Regions from separate parts of the Homo sapiens genome. Here region 2 is linked to region 1. The links are chromatin loops, found by intact Hi-C in ENCODE. Cell type or tissue: CD4-positive, alpha-beta T cell. All regions are shown on one strand. Each heading gives the region's core, and the rest is flanking DNA. Links, peaks and the distances in the headings are about the cores only. Region 1 holds the start of LOC107986524 (a long non-coding RNA gene). Region 2 has its middle 84 kb from the start of CEP85L.

Region 1 (2,813 bases), core at 9-2,508:
GTTGACTTGTTTCAGATAAAAGGATAATAATAATTTACTCATTTTGAGGACGTCTTTTTGAAAAGCTTGTGCTGGGCTGGGCACAGTGGCTCATGCCTGTAATCCCAGCACTTTGGGAGGCTGAGGCAGGCAGATCACCTTAAGTCAGGAGTTCGAGACCAGCCTGCCCAACATGGCAAAGCCCCGTCTCTACTAAAAATACAAAAAATTAGTCGGGCGTGCTGGCAGGCGCCTGGAATCCCTGCTACTCGGGAGGCTGAGGCAGGAGAGTCACTTGAACCCAGGAGGCAGAGATTGCGGTGAGCCGAGATCTTGCCACTGCACTCCAGCCTAGGCAACAAGCTAAAACTACGTCTCAAAAAAAAAAGCTTGTGCTATGAAACCATGTTCAGATATTTCTTTTGGCATATTGCATTTTACCTCATTCTCTTTTGTCTGTTAATTGTAACTAATTTGACCATCTTTTTTCTTTCCAGATCATTCAACTTCAAGTGGCACATTATCTTTTAAGCCTAGTCAATCATTGATTACTCTTCCTACTGCCCATGTGATGCCGTCTAATTCCAGCGCTTCAATTTCCAAACTTAGGGAATCATTGACACCAGATGGCTCAAAATGGAGTACAAGCCTCATGCAAACATTGGGAAACCACAGTAGGGGGGAGCAGGACTCTTCCCTAGACATGAAGGACTTCCGGCCACTTCGGAAATGGTCATCTTTATCCAAACTCACTGCCCCGGATAACTGTGGCCAGGGTGGCACTGTATGCAGAGAAGAGTCAAGGAATGGTTTGGAGAAGATAGGGAAGGCTAAGGCTTTAACATCACAACTGAGGACAATTGGGCCTAGCTGTTTACATGATAGTATGGAGATGCTTAGGTTAGAGGACAAGGAAATAAATAAAAAACGGTCATCAACTCTGGACTGCAAGTATAAATTTGAGAGCTGTAGCAAGGAGGACTTTAGAGCCTCTTCCTCTACTCTTAGGAGACAGCCTGTAGACATGACATATAGTGCCTTACCTGAAAGCAAGCCCATTATGACAAGCTCAGAGGCTTTTGAACCTCCAAAATATTTAATGCTTGGTCAACAGGCAGTAGGTGGAGTTCCCATTCAGCCTTCCGTAAGGACTCAGATGTGGCTTACAGAGCAGCTGCGGACAAATCCTTTGGAAGGTAGAAATACAGAGGATTCTTACAGTTTAGCTCCTTGGCAACAGCAGCAAATTGAAGACTTTCGACAAGGAAGTGAAACACCAATGCAGGTAAGGTGCAAAATCTAGTGTTTGCTTCCCTCCAGTGGATGTTATGAGTACAGTAGCACACTTACAGTAAGCATATAACAAGTGTTCACAGATTGTTTTGCATTTCCTTTTCCCTGCAAGTTAATAGGCAGAAATGTTACAAACCGAAAAGTGTTGTTGATAAACTTGCAAAGCATTTGAGACTAATTAACATGAAAATCTGAAAACCTTGTACCTAGCTTGTTCTTTCCTTTTCATTTGTTAAATGGGCATAAAAATAAAGCAAAACATACTCAATCTAAATAAACTTGGAAACAGAAACAAAAAAGCTAGCATAGGTATAATAGAAAGAGCATCAACTTGGCTATACAAGGTCTTAGATTTTGTGTCTGGTTCTGTTAGATTTAGAACGTGGATGACTTTTTCACTTAATTTCTCTGGGCCTCAGTTTCTTCATCTGTACAATGAGAAGGTGGAACTACAGTCATTTGTAAAGTTTTGGTGATACATGATGTTATTTAGGTTTATAAATCAGATGTACTTTTTTTTAAAAAAAATTATGTGTCAAGGCATTCATTAATCAGCTTATAGAAAGTGCTTTATGATGATATCATATATAAAGAAAAATAGTATACAGCCCCCAGTTGGTCTAGGGAATAGCATGTAAATGTGTAAATTTCTTAATCTGGGAATGTTTCTATTCCAAGACAATTTTCTGTAGCTTGTTTTAACAAGGAAACTAATTTTCTGATATAAGTCCTGTCATCTGTTTTTTATCATCAGAATTTTCTGAAACAAATTAATTCTATAAAAAATTGCAAATTTTCCCTAGAGTAAAAATGTAAAATTGGTATTCATTACTACTACTAATAAAAACAAATAGAATAAATGAACATAGGCTATGAAAGGATAAGGAAATCACTTGTCCAGGAACCTCACAAATATGAGTATGATCTCAAAACATAGAACCCTAACATACTACATTCATAGGAGAACCCTTAACATGTCGCATGTACCTTTATTCTTATTTTAGATACAGTTCTTATAATTTTGATTATGTATTTAAACAACACAATCAAAACAGAAGAATCATTATGATTGAATTAGAAATTTGTGATTTATCCATTCAAGTGATGAAAAATAGGAAACCTAATTTTTCAAATACTGTCAAGTTTTAGTTTTCAAATGTTTGTCATTATAGGAAAACAGAGATCCAGGCAGTTGTTTCTCCAGCTGGTGTCTTTACACAGAATTGGAGCTGTCCAGTGGGGCTGAGTATGCTATTCCAAACTAGAGTAGGTGTGATAGAGATAATTGGGCAAATTTCAAGGAGTAAATACTGATTCATGCTTTTTATTCTGCTTGGACAAATCTCTGGTTTAAACAAGGTGTTTTTCTTAGCCTCAAAGCAATGCAGAGGAGGGTAGGGAGGTTGGGGACACACTGTTGAGATAAATTTGTTTTTAAATCTTCTTTCTAGTGCATAGTAGAGAGAGAAGGCAACTAAAGAGCAAAATTTGCATATACCCTGGAAAGCCCTACTTCTTGATTAACTTTATTTGGGATGGTC
Region 2 (2,813 bases), core at 199-2,698, 170 kb before region 1:
GCCTCTGGCTCCAGTGACTCTACCTCTTCCCTTTTCCTTCCAGCTTAGGGACAGCAGTGCTTCCTGCTTTTGCTATCCTCCAAATTGCTGTATTTCTCTCTCTTTGGCTTTTCATCAGTTTCATCACTAGATGAGCAATTCACCACATTAATTTTCCTCTCTTTGAAACACCCAGGGTGGTTTCCGTTTTTCTAACTTACATTCCCCTCTTACACTCACTATCACCTCCCTACCTCCTGATTCAGACCCTGGGCACCCCTCACCTACACTTTCTTTTCTTCTTTTTTTTTTTTTTGACACAGAGTTTCCCTCTGTCCCCCAGGCTGGACTGCACTGGCGCCACCTCGGCTCACTGCAAGCTCCGCCTCCCGGGTTTACGCCATTCTCCTGCCTCAGCCTCCCGAGTAGCTGGGACTACAGGCGCCCGCCACCACGCCCGGCTAATTTTTTGTATTTTTAGTAGAGACGGGGTTTCACCGTGTTAGCCAGGATGGTCTCGATCTCCTAACCTTGTGATCTGCCTGCGTCTGCCTCCCAAAGTGCTGGGATTACAGGCGTGAGCCACCGCGCCCAGCCCCCTCACCTACACTTTCATATCATCATTTCCTACCTCATCTTCCTGCCTCCAGGAAGTCTACCTTCCTCAAATCCACCATAGTGATGTGTGTGGAATACACATCTGGTCTTCCACGGCCATGCCTAAAACCCTTCCACAACCCCATGTACATTCAGGAAAAGTTCTAGATCTACGCTGTCCAATAGGGTAGCCACTAGCTGCATGTGACTATTGAGTACTTGAAATGTGGCCAGTCAGAACTGAGATGTGCTGTAAGGGTAAAATACTCAGATTTAGAACACTTAGTATAATAAAAGTTTGTAAAACCTATCACCAATTATTTTTAATACATATTATGTGTTGAACAGGTAAACTTTGGGACATATATGGTTTATTAAAATACATTATTAAAATTTATTTTACCTTTTTGGTAATTTGCTGTTTTTTAAATATCTCTGTTGCAAAATTGTAAAGCACATGTGTGGCTTGCATTCTATTTCTTTGGGGAAGCACTGCTCTAGACTACTTAAAATGGTATTAAAGGCCCTGATCTCACCACTCCCTCCTGCTCCAGGCTCACTGCTTACCACACCCTGCTTCCCATTCTAGGCTCTGTAAATACAGTCAGGTCCTGTCCCCCAAAGCCCAGACCCCCCATATCAATTAGAGTTGCACTCCAGCCACTAGGGGTCATACTCTCCTCCATCCACAGCCTCATCCCACCAGGGAGAGGAAAGGAACGCTGAGAAGGGTCCAGGACGAGCAACTAGAGTGCTGAGTTAGAGGGTGAAAGGTTGCACATTAAAAATTCTTGTGCCCTCCTGAAGGATTTTTCTGGATCTTCCCCTTAGCCATGGATTCTTCCTTTGGGTTTTTGTTGATGCTCTTGAATCACTCGCTCACCCTGAGGCTCATATTCCAACCTGGGCTCACATTCCACCCTGGAATATGAGAAACCAGATTCTCCCTTTCCTTCCCTCCACTTAAAGCAGGGCTGCAAACTCGCATGCATGGTTCCGCACAGCTTATCAGCCTAAAGCACTACTGTAGTAGACCCTGCCACTAATAAAATGGCCTTGCCCAGTGTACCTCCTGAGACTGTGGCACTCACTGGGGAGCCTGCAGTGGAAGTAGGATGAAAGATAGGCTTCTAGGTTTTAGGTATCTTGATCCAGACGCACAGCTAATGCACACCGTGCTGTCTCTTGGCTCTGAGCCTTTGTTTCTGTGTCTTCTGCTCCACCCTCCTCCCTACCACTTACTCTTCCTCCCCCTGCTAACTTCATTTGTTCTTAAAGGGTGCATTTTAGATATACTTCCAGGAATGCTTTCCCAACCTCAGTAATACTCTGAATATAACTCCAATGTTGGATTTAATTTATCTTATTTTTACTGATCTAATATGTGTCTCCCCCTCACTGAACTGTGAGAAACTTAGTAACAGCAACTGCATTTTGTTCATCTTTGATTCGAGTGCCTGGCTGTAGTAGATAATCAGTTAATAATAACAGGATAAATGGATGGATGGATGGACAGGTAGATGGGTGAGTGGATGATGAATGCTTTTCTGACACAATGTCTTACACATATTTTGGGATCAATAATACTGTTTGATTAATTGAAGGTTAGTTTCCAAGATTTGCTCATTAAACCAAGCTACAGAACCAAAATAAGAACCAGATTGTTGACCTTGCTGCCAGTATTTTTATATGTCAGGAATATCCTCAGATCTGGATTAAGTTTAGCGCCAGTTCAGAGGTAGAACAGACAAACATGGAGGAGCCAGATTGGTAGAGTCAGTGGCTGCCAGGGCTTCAGCAGGACAAGCAGCTCATAAGCCAGAGCTGTCTCTCTTAGATGTCAATTTACTAATTTCTCAATTAACAATTAAATGCATTACGGTTATTCTTATCTTGAGAGTGTACTGAATTGAGAAGTAGGAAGCCTGAGTTGTTGTTAACACCTGACAATTATTAGCTAGGTTTTCTTGAGAAAGTCATTGACTCTCTCTAAATCAATTTGTTCATCTGCAAACTGGGAGTAAGAATACACACTCTGCCTATTTCACCAAATTGTGGTAAGAATCAAATGAGAACAGGTATGTCAAGAGCTTTGTAAATCGCTGGGCACGGTGGCTCATGCCTGTAATCCCAGCACTTTGGGAGGACGAGGCGGGTGGATCACGAGGTCAGTAGTTCAAGACCAGCCTAGCCAAGATGGTGAAACCCCGTCTCTACTAAAGATACAAAAATCAGCT

Evidence for each region. Peaks named below come from ENCODE experiments on the same cell type or tissue, not always from the same donor. Only the 100,000 strongest peaks of a DNase experiment are listed, where the experiment ranks them.
Region 2: it touches region 1 in a loop (7-fold over the local background); 10 of 110 quality-filtered maps call a loop at or near these places.

What each region holds. Positions count from the first base shown.
Region 1 is chr6:118,563,980-118,566,792 of GRCh38, reverse strand. CEP85L (centrosomal protein 85L) reads left to right here. Exons shown (of 13, transcript NM_001042475.3): 3 at 477-1,264. LOC107986524 (a long non-coding RNA gene) reads right to left here and starts at 1,111. Exons shown (of 5, transcript XR_002956384.2): 1 at 1,023-1,111. In CD4-positive, alpha-beta T cell, for the core only: a CTCF peak has its summit at 1,234; a DNase peak (open chromatin) is centred at 1,282.
Region 2 is chr6:118,733,949-118,736,761 of GRCh38, reverse strand. No RefSeq gene overlaps it. Among named protein-coding and RNA genes, the nearest start is that of CEP85L, 84 kb to the right of the region's middle. In CD4-positive, alpha-beta T cell, for the core only: CTCF peaks have their summits at 1,062 and 1,295; a DNase peak (open chromatin) is centred at 1,251.